2 separate regions of the Homo sapiens genome follow, and region 2 is linked to region 1. A link is a loop called in an ENCODE intact Hi-C map of the cell type or tissue named here. Cell type or tissue: Caco-2. All regions are shown on one strand.

The links. Peaks named below come from ENCODE experiments on the same cell type or tissue, not always from the same donor. Only the 100,000 strongest peaks of a DNase experiment are listed, where the experiment ranks them.
Region 2: a loop joins it to region 1, with 2.1 times the contacts of the local background. A loop is called at or near these places in 1 of 110 quality-filtered maps.

What each region holds. Positions count from the first base shown.
Region 1 is chr12:101,048,022-101,056,021 of GRCh38, reverse strand. It overlaps ANO4 (anoctamin 4), which reads right to left. Exons shown (of 28, transcript NM_001286615.2): 14 at 7,621-7,681. Among named protein-coding and RNA genes, the nearest start is that of SLC5A8, 160 kb to the left of the region's middle. In Caco-2, no CTCF peak of the experiment used is centred here; a DNase peak (open chromatin) is centred at 3,761.
Region 2 is chr12:100,923,583-100,931,582 of GRCh38, reverse strand. The region is part of intron 3 of ANO4 (anoctamin 4); the gene reads right to left. Among named protein-coding and RNA genes, the nearest start is that of ANO4, 130 kb to the right of the region's middle. In Caco-2, a CTCF peak has its summit at 4,732 (motif pointing left); a DNase peak (open chromatin) is centred at 4,722.

The DNA of each region.
Region 1 (8,000 bases):
ATACACATCAAACATAATAAAAATTCTGAAAACAGACCCATACATATATGGCCCATTGATTTCAACCAAAATGTACCAAGAAAATTCAAAAAGGAAAAGAACGGCGTTTTTGACAAATGGTACTAGGAAAACTGGATATCTACATGGAAAGAAATAAATCTGCCCCTTACGTTATGCCATATACAAAAACCAACTTGAAATAAGTCATAAACCTAAACATATGAGCTAAAACGATAAGCTTTTTAGAAGACAATATAGACGAAAATCTTAGAAACTTTGAGTTTGGCAAAGATTTCATAAATAAAACAAAAAATGAGTGCAGAAGAAAATTTAAATTAGACTATATAAAAAGAAAAAACTCTTGGTTTTCAAAAGGCACCATTAAAAAATAAAAATGCAAGACTCAGACAGGGAAAAAAATTTGCAAACACCTGTAAGATGAAGCATTTCTACCTAGAATATATAAAAGTACTCTTTTAACTTAAAAATAAGACAGACAACCCAATAACAAATGGACAAATGATCTGAGCAAACACTTCACCAAGTAAGATGTGCAGATTGCAAATAAGCTCATGAAAAGATGTTCAACATCGCTACTCATTAGGGAAATGCAAATTAAAACTGCAATGGGATAATACCATATACCCACTAAAATGACTAAAATTATAAAGACTGACAATTCCAAGTGCTTGTGAGAATGTGGAACACCTGGAATTCTCATATCATGCTGATATTGACTACAAAACGATATGGCCACTTTGGGAAACAATTTCTTACTAAGTTAGGCATTCACTTATCACATGATCCAGCAATGCCACTTTTAATTATTCATCCAAGATGAATGGCTACAAAGGCTTTTATGAAAATTTACAAAAACAAAAAACTAGAAGAGCCAATAGTTTCTAGGTTTATTTATAGTAGTTAAAAACCATACTGAACCCAAATATTCATTAACTGGTAAGTAGACGAACAAATTATGACATAGCCAGGCTCTGGAATACTACTCTGTACTAAAAAGAAACCAGCTACTGACACAGGCAACAGCATAAATGAATCTCAACAGCATTAACTGAAGTGAAAGTAGCCAGACACAAAATGCTATATATTGAATAATTTAATCTGCATGAAATTCTAGAACAGCTGAAACTACAGTGGTAAAAAGCAGGTTTCAGGTTGCCAAGGGACTGACTGCAGAGGCATGAGGAAACTTTTGAGAGGATAAAAATGTTCTCTTAGGCCGGGCACGGTGGCTCCCACACTTTGGGAGGCCAAGGCGGGCGGATCACAAGGTCAGAAGATCCAGACCATTCTGGCTAACACAGTGAAACCCCGTCTCTACTAAAAATACAAAAAAATTAGCTGGGCGTGGTGGCGGGCGCCTGTAATCCCAGCTACTCGAGAGGCTGACGCAGGAGAATGGCGTGAAGCCGGGAGGCGGAGCTTGCAATGAGCCGAGATTGTGCCACTGCACTCCAGCCTGGGGGACAGAGCGAGACTCCGTCTCAAAAAAAAGAAAAAAAGTTCTCTTATATATCATCATTATGGTGATGCTTCCATGACTATATATATTTGACCTAATTTGTTGAATTGTTCACTTAAAGTTGCTGGATTTTATTGCACATAAATTATACTTAAAGTTGAAAAAAATCTTCCCACAATCCCACCACATAAAGCAAACCACCATTAATATTATGGCATCATTTCTTTCTGTTTTCATTTACATTTAATATACTCAAAATCGTGTTTTACTTGTATACTTTATACCCTACTTTAAAAAAATTTAAATACAAGCTTTGTATTATCAACATGCTTTGAAAGAGCAATTTATAATAGCTGCTTATAATTTACCAAACCGTTCTTCTATTGTTGGACATTTACGTTGTTCACAAATTTTGCATATTATAAATAACTAAAGCTAGGAAAACATTTTACACGTGTGGTTTTTATTCTGGAAATTGGATCTTTTCTGAAGCCAAGTTCTGCGTAATATTTTGACTGAGTACTAGAATGCCTTCTAAGGGGCCTGCCTGCCACCAGTTGGCCTCCACTTTCACCTCTCCCTGCACTGTTGCCAGAGTTATTTCCCAAATACAATTGATGATGTCCCTTCCCGGATTATAACTCCAGTTGGCTTTCTGTTGCTTACAGCGTGAAGCCATGTTCTGTTGTAGCTCAAGTGGTCTGTGATAAGTAGCTCTCAGCCTTCAACAGGTACTCTGCTATGGGTTGAACTGTGTCCCCTCAAAAAAGGTCCCAGTACCTCACAATGTGACCTTATTTGGAAGTAGGGTCAGTGCACATGTAATTAGTTAAGATGGGGTCATAACTGGAGTAGGCTGGGCCCTTAATCCAATATGACCACCGTCTTGAGAAGAAGATAGCCATGTGAAGACACAGAGACACGGGGCAAATGCCAGGTGAAGACAGAGGCAGAGATAGGAGTGATGCATCTACAAACCAAGGAAGGCCAAGGACCATCAGCCATCACCAGAATCCAGGAGACTGGCATGGAACAGATCCTTCCCTCACAGCCCTCAGAATCCCACTGACACCTTGATTTTGGACTTTGAGCCTCCAGAACTGTTATGCAATAAACTATTGTTTTAAGCTACCCAGTTTGTAGTACTATGTTACAGCAGTCCTAGGAAACTAATACACACTCAACCTCCCTATCACTCTGAACAGCCAATTCTTCCTTTTCAGAGCTTTACAAATACTCTTGTCACCTAAGAATGTTATCTATGTCTCCTTCCAACCCCACTACTCTGCCTGGCAAAGCTAAGACTTCTTTCCAATATCTCTTCTTGGGTGAACCTTTTCTGCTTTTCCTTTTGCCTCAGGAAGTTGACTACATAAACCCTCATTGGCCTATTGTAAATTGGACTTGCCCTGTATTATAATTATCAACGCTTCTTTAATATACTGAGATTTTTGAAAGCAGAGATCACATCTAACTCATTTTTGTGTATGAGTTAATGAGATCTTAATTGACACACTTCACAGAAGATGCACAACATGGTGGACACACTTTGGAATGACTCTGGAGTGAAACAGACCAGATCTGGTTTAAAGTTTAGGCTCCACACCTTATCAGCTACTGGAATCCTGGGCAAGTTGCATAACCTCTCTGAGCCTCAGTATCCTCATCTATAAAATGAGGTTAGTAATTTCTTTCTAATGGGTGATGAGAAATTGATGAGGTATCCTATGTGAATGTGCATACAAACATGGTAGGCCTTTAGTAAATGTGTACCTTTTTCAACATACAATTACCATTTTTTTGTGGAACATGTAGATAAGACTATAAAATATAAAGTTAGCATAAATATCTAGAAACAAAAGGCTGATTCTTGCAAAATTTATTTTTTTAAATGAGACATACTTCATTCACCAATTACTAACAGGATCACACTAAATAATTACCATCTTGTCATTTTGATTAAAGAGCTTTGTGGATCTTGCTTGGTGTGTTTACTGGGGATAACTTAACTTTTGGCAATCCTAGAAGTAAAAAATGAAAAACAAGGGGGAGAGAGAGAAAAAAAACAAACCAAACCAGAAACAGAACAGAGGGAAATAATCTGTTTCCCCGACAGGTCTCTGCCAACATCTAGTTCCCTGATGACTCATTTTTTCCCTCGGGAGAGGAGTTATTTAGTCCATAATCATTCTGACCCTTGGACCTTTCTGAACAAAAATGAGCATTGAGGAATGAGCCACACTGTAATTCCAGCCGAGACCCAGGCTCACAGCATACCTCAGGGATCCCGAGGGAGCCCTGCACTCACACAGACGTGACCTGAACAAAGGTAGTAGAGTTCTGTCAGGATTCCTAACCCAATGCCAAGGCCCTCCCAGTTGCTACAAACTGGTTACAGATGGAGCCTTATTATTTTTTTCCGGTGAACACACAAAGCAAAGGTAACAAAATGAACACGTCAAGCCCAGCCCTTCAGAAGTCTTGTAAACCACTTACATCTGTTCTCATCAGCTCCATATCTAGCAATTTCCTGAAAATAGAGTGCATTTGTTTTCTTTAATGCTGTAACTTGTCGATCATAAGAGATGATCCTGAGACCATTAAACTGAGCTCCATTAGAACTGACACATTTTTATAGAACATTACTGTCTCAAAGCAGGATAAATGAGGCTCAGGACAGGCATAGCAGTCCTTTATTTTAAGGTTCAGGTCTCTAAAACAGAAGGAAATGGTAACAAACAATACCTGATTCTAGCAGTAGAGCAGAGGAGCTCACACTGCCCAGTTTAACTCTTGGCTTTGCCACTTTCTAGCTACTGCTGCAGTTTCCTTATCTGTCATATGAGGATAAGAACAGTACCTTTTTAAAAGCTTGCTGGAGAGATTAAATGAGATGATACATGGGCAATGCTTAGGACTGCATTTAGTACATAGTAATCCCTCGGAAATGAATGCTATTAATATAACTGTTAATATTGTTGACTCTTTCAGATTTCTGCAAAAGGCATTATCTCTATCTACAAAGAAACACTTGGGGCAACTCATTCTTTTTCTCAAACTAGCACATTTCTGGGAATAATGTGGGATTTAAGCAATAAGTTGTCATCTAAGACAAAGCAATTCAGAGGGTGAATTATTCCAGGCATGTCTTGCCTGGAATGGCCCTAAAATGTTCCTCTGTGCCCAAAGTTTATTATAAAACATCCATCAGAGTCTTACAAAGTATACTCCAAACCACAAGGGCTGTTAAATCTCCAATCCACCCACTTTCAACCTCAGAAACTTCTCAACTCCATGCTCCAGGCAGCCAGCACCAATCAGCTGAGGTTGGCAAGGGGATAAAACAAAACCTATTTGTCATCTATAACATAAAACACAACTTGCAAAGAGGGTATGCAATCCATTTTATAATGGAGGTAGTGGGGGAGAGTAATAACCTCTGCCTTATGAACAAATGTCATCATACAAAAATTTACTTCTATGTAGTCTCAGGAGGTAAACTGTGAGAAGAAACCATTATTTAATTCAAAGTATATTTGAAATTGGTGAAATATTGAAGTGGGTAAGGAAGTTTTGTGTTTTAATTCTTCCAGGATACCACCAGGATACCACTCTTATATAGAAGCATTAACTCATTGCACAGTAAATTAGCAGCCCAAGGCAGAACTTCCAAATGCCTATGCCAGGAATAACAATAATGCCCCTTTCAACCCTTGTGGCTTCTGAGGCTGGGGTGTTTGGGACAGCCCTATCCATGGCCATGAGGAGGCTCCTCCATGTACAGCAGCTGCTGTGTAAATATTTTCATTTTTATGTGTGCTATGACCTGAAAAGTTTAGGAAATGAATACATTTAGGTTTACAATATACATTTAGTATTTACGTTTACAGAATACTATATACATTAAGGTTTACAGAATACATTTAGTATTTATAATACTGGTTTAGGAAATGAATATATTTCCAGAGTCCCCTCATTTGTGACCATGGCAAAGCTTAAGCATTATATGGCTTATCCGAATCACGGTGTATGATACTAATAGATTCTAGTAAAACTATATACGCATTCTTTATCTGAGAGCTCAGGCCTGTAATCAAAATTCTGTTAGGGTTAGTTTGTTTGCAAGGGACAGAGAAGCATTAAGGGTAGCATGAACAGTGAAAGCTTTTCACAAGGTCCACCAAGGGAGGCAGGAATCCTACAGGAAAAAATACATGGCCTGTTCAGAGACAGGATATGGAAGCCCGAAGCTTGAGAGAGGCCTCAGCCACAAGAGAGTCTGGGTCTTCATCCTGACACTCCACTAGTAACATGACTTGGCTATATTCTCTCTTTGCTTCCCTCTGGTTGTCTTACATTTTCTCCCAGTTGGCTTTTTCGCCCTCTAATTTTTCCACTAGTTCTTTGCTTCTATCTATTTCTAGGTTCTGATTCTCATAACTTCAGCCTCCTAATTCCTCCTGGTCCCTACTTCTACCCAATGGTCAATTTTAATCTTTCTTTTTCTCCCTCCCTCCTGCCCTCTGTATTTTTCAGTGTCCATTCCTGCTGCTAACTCCCTATTTCCCTTTACATTTTCTAGTCCACATTCTGGAGAATAAGAATCTGGGTGGCCCTACCAGTCCTTGTCTGGGCAGAACCTCAGGCCTTTTCCCAGGCCACTCACCAACCTGTGGTTTGACTGATCTTGGTTCAAATGCTTACTGGCTGAGAGGGACTGGAGTCATGGGGTTCAAAACATGTCCCTTCAACAGAGCTGTGATGGGTGGGACAATTTTCCTTTGACAGTCTCTAGGTACAAAAGACACAATATATCAAGAACAAGCTCCCTCAAGTGAACAAGGTTTTATGTTTCCACTTATCAAAAAAGACCTCTTAAATACATTCACTGTATCATAAATAAATACTTTTGGTAATTTCTTTTTCTTTCTTCTTCTCTTTTTCCTTCTTTCCTTCCATCCATCCATCCATCCATCCATCCACCTATCTATCCATTGACCCACCCATCCATCCAACAGAAACTTACTGATTCCATCTATCTCAAAAAAAAAAAAAATATGAGATCTCTGATAATCATAATGGTCCTCAAGGACCATAAATCTACTAGGCAAGACAAGTTATCTGTGAAAATAATTTTAAGTGCCCTAAGAACAAAATGCCATGGAAATTCAAAGGAGAAAGACATCTTTTGGCTGGAGCAGATGACATTTCAGCTGGGGCCTGAAAGATGGGGAAGATTCCAATATTCATAGCAGACATAATGAACAAGATGAGCCTAAGTCTAAAGGTAGTAGAATTTTGTTACATCAAAATTCAGATTTTGGCAATTAAAGTTATAGGAGAAAAGTATAATTGTAAAAAATTCAAACCAGACTAAAAATATATAGCATAAAGTTTGTCTCTCCTCGTTGTTCACTTACTCTTCCATGAATCTTCCTTTCCAAAGGTAACTGCCATTAACTGCTTTCCATGAATTTGTGAGATGTTTTTCTATATCATTAAATTGAAGCTTTATAATTATTTGACTATTATATATTAACCCATTTTACAAAGAGGTAGGTTAAATAACTTGCCAAAAATCACACAGCCTAGTGTGTAAAGGGAGTTGAGATTTCAATCAAGTCCTGTTACTTCCAAATATTTGACTGTTTCCATCACACCTTGTGTGATGGGGCTGTTAGCTTGAAATTATATCAAAAAGCTCAAATCAGTCCTGTGAATAGACCTTGTTTTTAGGGGTAATTTTGTACAGAGCTAGAAGAAAGCTAAAGGTGGGTACTCACACATTAGCCACTTACAATAGAAAGTCCTATATATACTGAGATGGTGTTTCAGTTCTCCCCTGACCTAAACTAAAGTTGTACCATAAGCTTTATTTCTGTGTCCAACAGAAAGTAAATTCTACTCTAATAACAGAGTGCTAATGACATTGTTGAAGGTTTAAGAGAAATCAGACATGTCTCTCTTCTACAATATCGTTTAAAATAAACCCAATAAATTATTTACCAACTTTCTACTAATAGGAAAGCTAATTCCATTTACTCAAGCTTCTTTCTTTCACATCCAAAGTGAAACTTCTAAAGGAATATATCATAGGGCATATGAGGAAAACTCAAGTTTTATGGTTATAGAACACTTACCCCAGACTGCCATGAAAACAGCAAAGAAGACAGTGGCTCCATTGTCAAAAAGGTGGGTTACCTGTGAATAATAAGAATCGGTGCTGAGTTAATTTCTCATATATGATATTCCAATTCAAATTTTTTCAAGTTCTGTAAAAATAGCTGTGATTATATAATGAGTTTTACAGGCTTTGTTTTGGGTAGGGGGAATATTCCTTTTGAACCATAAATAAGAAAAGGCTTCCTCTAATTGCAAGGTAGTTCATATATAGAGGATACAATTTGTTCTCTTTATGTGGTTATCATCTAGTTGAACATTTATCAGCATCCCCAATAGTGCTACTAAGAATCCCCTTTTGTGCACAACAAAACTCTTATACACGTACATATGTGTATGG
Region 2 (8,000 bases), 120 kb after region 1:
ACCTATGAGACAAGTATTATTATAAAGAAGCCAGGTTCAGAAATGCTAAGTGTGGCCATGCAGCTAGTAAGTGACAAAGATGAATTTTCATTCAATTCAGACCCCAAATCCATACCATTTCTAGCTGGCTTTTGTTTTTGTGGGAAGCATTTTACTGTTCTTAAATCATGTTTGGCTTTCAAGAATGGAAGTCATTTAACCACCAAGCAATTATCTTGTTGCCATTTCAACATTTATCTGAATAAAGCTAGACTTTACATCTGTAGTCTGACAGCTCTGACAACTTTCTAAAATTTAACAAATAGATCCATTATTGTCTTAAAAATTCACGGAAATACAAAGACACAATACAGCTTTGAACACCTTAGGCTGGGATTTTAAGAACTAAACACTATTTAGCATGTATATGACACGAGCAAGCCCAAGACTCTCTAGATGCTCATTATTCTTCAAATGTATCTTGACAGCATCCCTAAGGCAAAGGCTGCCTGGTTTACCAATAAGAAAAAAGGAGGTTTAAGTTTAAAAACTCAAAATAAATAAATAAAGCAATTAGAAAGGACATAATGCTTCCTTAGCCGATTTTACTCCCTTCTAATAGGCCAGCAGTTTTCAATCTCTGTTCTCTGGAACCCTACAGCCCTTTTGAGGAGTTTCAGGGGCCATGGAGCAGACAAAGAGACAACTGAGCGGGCAAGGCTCACCTTCTACCCCTACCTATACCAAACAACTCAGTTTCTGTTTTGTATATTGAAGTTATATGTTGATCATATATTGGGGAAAAATACATTTTACTGCTTTTACAAAAGTTTAGAAACTTCTGCTAGTGTGTTCTGGCAACAATTAAATGGTTGTGTTGACATCTCCCTAAAGAACCTGCGGTTCTAGTTATTACAGATATGACAGCAGGAACCTTCCTTCTGCCACAGAAAGTTATTGAGATTTAAAATATGCCTTTGCAAACAAACAAAAAGTCATGAGATTTAAAAAAAATATTCATTTAAAACTAATTTCTGTATGGAACTGGCATAAAAACAGACACATAGATTAGTGGAACAGAACAGAGAACCCAAAAACAAATCCATACATCTATAGTAAATTCATTTTTGACAATGGTGCCAAGAACATACATTGGAGAAAGGACAGTCTCTTCAATAAGTGATGCTGGGAAAACTGGATATCCATACACAGAAGAATGAAACTAGACCCCTATCTCTCACCATATACAAAAATCAAACCAAAATGGATTAAAGACTTAAATCTAAGGCCTCACACTAAGAAACTTCTAAAAGGAAACATTAGAGAAACTCTCCAGAACATTGGACTGGGCAAAGATTTCTTGAGTAATACCTCACAAGCACAGGCAACCAAAGCAAAAATGGACAAATGGGATCACATCAAGTTAAAAAGCTTCTGCGCAGCAAAGGAAACAATCAACAAAGTGAAGAGACAACCCACAGAATGGGAGAAAATATTTGCAAACTATCCATCTGAGAAGGGATTAATAACCAAAATATATATGGAGCTCAAACAACTCTAGAGGAAAAACATCTAATAATCCAAATAAAAATGGGCAAGATGTCTGAATAAGACATTTCTCAGAAGGAGACACAGAAATGGCAAACAGGCACATGAAAAGGTGCTCAACACCACTGATCATCAGAGAAATGCAAATAAAAACTACAATGAGAAATCTCATTGTAAAATGTTCAGATTTCATAATGAGATATAATTTCATTGTAAAATAAAGTTGGAAATCAGGGCTCACCTCAGTTAAAATGGCTTTTATCTAAAAGACAGGCAATAACAACTGCTGGCAAGGATGTGGAGAAGAGGGAACCCTCATACACTGCTGGTGGGAATGTAAATCAGTACAACCACTATGAAGGACAGTTTGGAGGTTCCTGAAAAAATTAAAAATAGAACTTCCATATGATCCAGCAATTCTGCTTAGGGGTATATACCCCAAAGAAAGGAAATTAGTATACTAGCTATCTGCACTCTCATGTTTACTGCAGCACTATTCACAATAGCCAAGATTTGGAAGGAACCTAAGTGTCCATCAACAGATGAACAGATAAAGAAAATGGTGGTACATATACACAATGCAGTACTATTCAGCTATAAAAATATGAGATTCTGTCATTTGCAACAATATGGATGGAACTGGAGGTCATTATGTTAAGTGAAATGAGCCAGGCACAGAAAGACAAACTTTGCATGTTCTTATTTGTGGGAACTAAAAACTAAAAACAATTGAACTAATGGAGATAGAGAGTAGAATGGTGGTTACCATATGCTGGGAAGAGTAGTAGAGCGGAAGGGAGGTGGGGATGGTTAATGGGTACAAAAATATAATTAGATAGAATGAATAAGATCTAGTATTTAATAGCACAACAGGGTAACTAGAGTCAATAATAACTTATTGTACATTTAAAACTAAAAGTATAATTGGATTGTTTGTAACACAAAGAAAGAATGGATGTTTGAGGTGGTGGATACCCCATTTACACTGATGTGATTACTAAACATTGTATGCCTGTATCAAAATATTTCATGTACCCCATAAATATATACACCTACTATGTACCCACCAAAATTAAAAATTAAAATAAAAAAAGATGTCATTGTCATCACCTGGCTCAATAATGGCAATGTTTATAAAACAGCACAGATGATGGTATTGTATATAACCCCAGCACTCCACAATGGGGTTGAGATCATTAACTTGTTTCTGATTTAGCGTATTTGCTAAGAAGAGCTTCTCTTACTACTACTTCATTGTAAAAAAAAGGTGAACACCTTGGTTACTTCTATAAAAAGGCAAATAATGATGATGGCACTTCTTACAGCCCTGGGAATGACATTTAGAGAAGAACTATGTGCCTAATTCAATCTTTGCTCATTCATTAGCCTTGGCGACCTTTCCATAACATAAAGTGAGGTCATTCATGCTCTGCATAAAAGAGCCTCCAAGTCTACTGACCACAATTTCACCTTCTTTGGAAAGAGCATGAGCTCTGGATTCAGACAGACCTGAGTTCAAATGCCAGCCCTTCCACTTATTAGCTATTAGATTGGGATATTTAACTTATTCAAGCTTTAATTTCTTTATTTTCTAAATATTTATTTATCTTCTAAATATGGAAATACAATTTCCCAGACAGAATGAATGATTGAGGAATAAAGACAAAGGTGGCAGTCAACACTTATACACCCCTGACTGTGTACCAGGCACTATGTTAAAGGCTTTACATAGATGTACTATTACTATTTTCCTTTTACAGATGTGGAAATTAAGGCAAAGAGAGTTAAAGACTAAATAAAATAACATAGGTAAAAGGTCAGCCACAAAATTGCCAGACAAGATTATCTGCTCAATATATGCCAGCCCCCCCGGCCCCGCTCACCCCCATACCCCATACCCTGCCATCTGCTCCTCTGAAATGGCATGACCATGCAGGTTAAAAATAAAATTGGAAATCAGGGCTAAAGAATTAGATTCAAAGTGACTCACTCGGTGTCACTGAGAAATGACTCAGTCTCCTCAGCCACAAAAGTATACACCACCCCTAATGTAGGCACAGCTATATGATTATGTAGACACACGTGCAAGCACAAACAGACTGCAGGATAACAATGATCCCACAATCCTTTTAACTCCTCAGATCTCACTGCAAACACTATCTTGTGCCCTCTTTCCTTCATCAGAACCTGATGGAATACAACACAATCATGTGTTTCAGGGTATGGATGCCATTCAAGAGTGTCCCTACAGTATATATCCAGATATGCTGGGAATCATGAAAGGAAAAACTAGGAGCAAAACAAGAGGGGTGGGCAACAAATGGTAGGGGGATGAATGGTCTCTAAAAAGGGCTGGACATTGAAAATAATTTAAAGTGAGAATGAAAAAGTACAGTATAACCTTTGAATGACATGCTTCACAGTAGCCAGCTAATGTAATAAATGCTCACATACATACACACACACATACACCTGATTCATGGACTGCAGAGCTTTAAGACATGATTCTCAATCAAGTTTCAGAAGGAAATATTTTAAAATGCTTACCTCTTAAAATGTTCGGATTTGAAAACTTTGGTGATTAAAAAAGCAGTGTTTTTCTTTTTGTTTGTTTATTTTTGTTTTAATAGGTGCTACTGTACATAAGATTTGAGTAGGCACTCCACTCCTTAAACTATGGATGGAGGGTTTGAATCTTACTAGATGAACTCAAGAGTAGGAATTGCACTGTAATGTTGTTATCATTGCATCAAACTAAATCTATCTGCAAGTTCCCATTCCACCGGCTTCGTGGACAATTTAATTTCAGTTATTGCTGACACTCCCACTTTCCTGCCTCATGTATCCAGAACTGTGCAAAGGTCCTAGGAGTTTTGTAAAGAGCAGAACATTTAGAAAGAGCAGTCAGGTGTCCAAGACACACTGGTTACTACTGAGCTGCCCACCTTTCAAGTCTCCAGTGATTCCACACGTTCACTCAATCACTAACAAATATTAGTAAGCACCTACCACACTCCATGCTCTGTTCAAGGCACTGGAGATAAAACAAAGAAACAGGAAGATGAGACTGCCCCCTTCCCAGAGACTCCTAAGTTCCTTTCTCAGGCCAGGAACTCTCTGTGTGACTGACAGTTCAGGTGGCTCCCCTGCAGTCTCCCAGGCATGCAACATAGCCATTCCCTCCCTTTCCATTCCCCCTACCAGAAGCCTGGCTCCCTCTACAGGGCATCTCTCTTGCAATTTCTTCTTCCATACAAGCATCAGTCTTGGAAGCTCAGGCTTTCAGAAAAAAAAGGCAGGAACTTTAGTTAACACAAAACTCTGCTGAAACAAAGGAGTTCAAGGTACCTGACTACCATCTTGGAATGGAGAGTGAAGGGTGAGAATAGAGAGGAAGGGACAAATAACATCAACGAAAAGAAACAAACACACACACACACACACACACACACAAACACACCCTTGTTATACTTTCACATGTAAATGCCTGTTCCTAAAAAGCAATCAAGTTGTTTTCCTGTTGAACACCAAAACAAGACGTGATCTGAAAACGTTTTCATTTTTCCTGAATTAGACTTTGTACCAAACATTCACCACTGCCTTAAGGTATTATGCCTAGCACAGTACCTGACACATGACAGGCAAGATGGATGGATGGTTAAAATAACTCTTTTCTTTTTTATAAGCTGTACATCTAATATGGAGGATCTGAAAAAGCACTTGAGTATGGCCAGCCACTCTGAGACATCTTTAGAAGAGATGAGGATATACTTAGGGTATGCACACTAAAAGATAAAATACTGTAAATGTATTTCACAATGTAGAAGCATGGTGGCAAAATTCTTGCATCAAGATGTGAAAATATAATACAACTTTAAAAATGCAAAGTAGTTCATTTTTCCTAATCATTTTTATTTAATTTAGTATTTAGCAGAACAAGGATGAACATACAATTAAATATTGACTCTATCACATAGTAACCATATATCCTTGGGGAGCTATATTCAGTTTTTTCACCTTTAAAATGGAGAAAATCTTATCTATTATTACTTAGGGTTAAGATTGAAAAGAGATACTTTGGGAAAACACCATCATGGCCAGCCTACCCCAGACACTCAAGAAATGTTTGAAATACACACATGTAAGCATGCACATATGCACTTCTAGCTTGATCTTGAAGGTCTCATATATATATATATGTGTGTGTGTATATATATGTATGTATATATATGTATGTATGTATATGTATGTATACACACATATATACATGCATACATATATATATATATACTATATATAAATAGTCACAACATTTGAAGAAAAAAGTGAAAATTTTCCATCATCTTGTTAATCTTAACAAAAAGGAGAGGAATTATACTGATGTTCAGAATTCTGTATTCTTTTTTTTTTAATTATACTTTAAGTTCTGGGGTACATGTGCAGAACGTGCAGGTTTGTTACATAGGTATACACGTGCCATGGTGGTTTGCTGCACCTATCAACCCGTCATCTACATTAGGTATTTCTCCTAATGCTATCCCTCCTCTAGCCCCCCACCCCCCGACAGGACATGGATGACACTGGAAACCATCATTTTCAGCAAACTAACACAAGAACAGAAAACCAAACACCGCATGTTCTCACTTATAAGTGGGAGTTGAACAATGAGAACATATGGACACAGGGAGGGGAACATCACACACTGGGGCCAGTCGCAGAACTCCATATTCTTTACACACTTAACGATGGTCTCGCAAAGCTTTCCAGAAACGATAATCTAAGCTACAGTCCCTTAAAGTACCAAGCTACCTATTTTTATGCTTGGAGATTTCCATGAACTGGCTAAAAATTTCGATCATATTTGGAACCTAAATAGAGACTGAATGGCCCAAAATCTTTCCTTCCAGAAATGACCCAGCCTGTGTGGGCAGCTTCTCAAATCTAATTAGCACAAAACTTGTTTGCAACAAGAAAATAAATTAGTTCCAAAGCAATAGAAAATGCATAAACTTATAAAGGGCTGGATTTGCATTTTAAAGTCAAGTAACATTTCCTTTTTCTTCTGTTAAGTACTCATAAATTTATACTCCTCTACCTGTTCATAGAAAGATCACCCTTCTAAACTACAGAACAGTTAACATCAGATACACACGTCTTTACTAAGATCTGGTAATAAAAATTACTATAAAAATAGTACCTTACTAACCTTTAGTTCATTCTGATGCAAGTTCATTCTAGCCCCCACTCCTTAAATTTAAGTTCACCTCTAGCACTTGCATGGAAGCCAACTTTTATCATTTATTGAAAAAAAATTTGAACTCTTTGAGCACTGTACAACCTATCATCTTTCAAATCAAGTGAAGTAATTACATAATTTTATAACTTTCCATGAAAAGTTATTTTCTCTCCAATGTCTAATAATCTGATTTTTATTCTCTTGTGGAAATTTTTTCTCTTTTATTCATTAATGTAATATAAAGGGATTGTTCAACCGGAATAAATAGCTGATCCCCTTATATTCTCTGCTAAAAACATTTCTTTTAAAAGTAGCCTAATCTTCAGTTTCAGGATCCTTCACCTCAATGTGTTTAAATCCTGTACTGAGCACATTCATGAAGGAATTAAATGAAGGAACAAACAGCCATCATTGCAGTCTGGTCTCCATTATTATCATCTTCCCCTGTCATTTAATTTCTTCCACCCTCAGTTGTTCCATCTGTAAGGTGGAGGTAATAACTATCTCATAAGGTCAAGAGGACGGTATAATGATAAATGGGGATAACTAAAAAGCATAAAATTATTCATAAGAAAGTTAACAAGAAAATGCAATGTCCCTAGGCATGGGCAAGGACTTCATGACTAAAACATCAAAAGCAATGGCAACAAACGCCAAAATTGACAAATGGGATCTAATTAAACTAAAGAGCTTCTGCACAGCAAAAGAAACTACCATCAGAGTGAATAAGCAACCTACAGAATGGGACAAAATTTTCACAATCTACCCATCTGACAAAGGGCTAATATCCAGAATCTACAAAGAACTCAGATAAATTTACAAGAAAAAAAACAAACAACCCCATCAAAAAGTGGGCAAAGGATATGAACAGACACTTCTCAAAAGAAGACATTTATACAGCCAACAGACACATGAAAAAATGCTCATCATCACTGGCCATCAGAGAAATGCAAATCAAAACCACCATGAGATACCATCTAACACAAGTTAGAATGGCGATCATTAAAAAGCCAGGAAACAACAGATGCTGGAGAGGATGTGAAGAAATAGGAATGCTTTTACACTGTTGGTGGGAGTGTAAATTAGTTCAACAATTGTGGAAGACAGTGTAGTGATTCCTCAAGGAGGTAGAACTAGAAATACCATTTGACCCAGCAATCCCATTACTGAGCATATACCCAAAGGATTATAAATCATGCTACTATAAAGACACATGCACACGTATGTTTATTGCGGC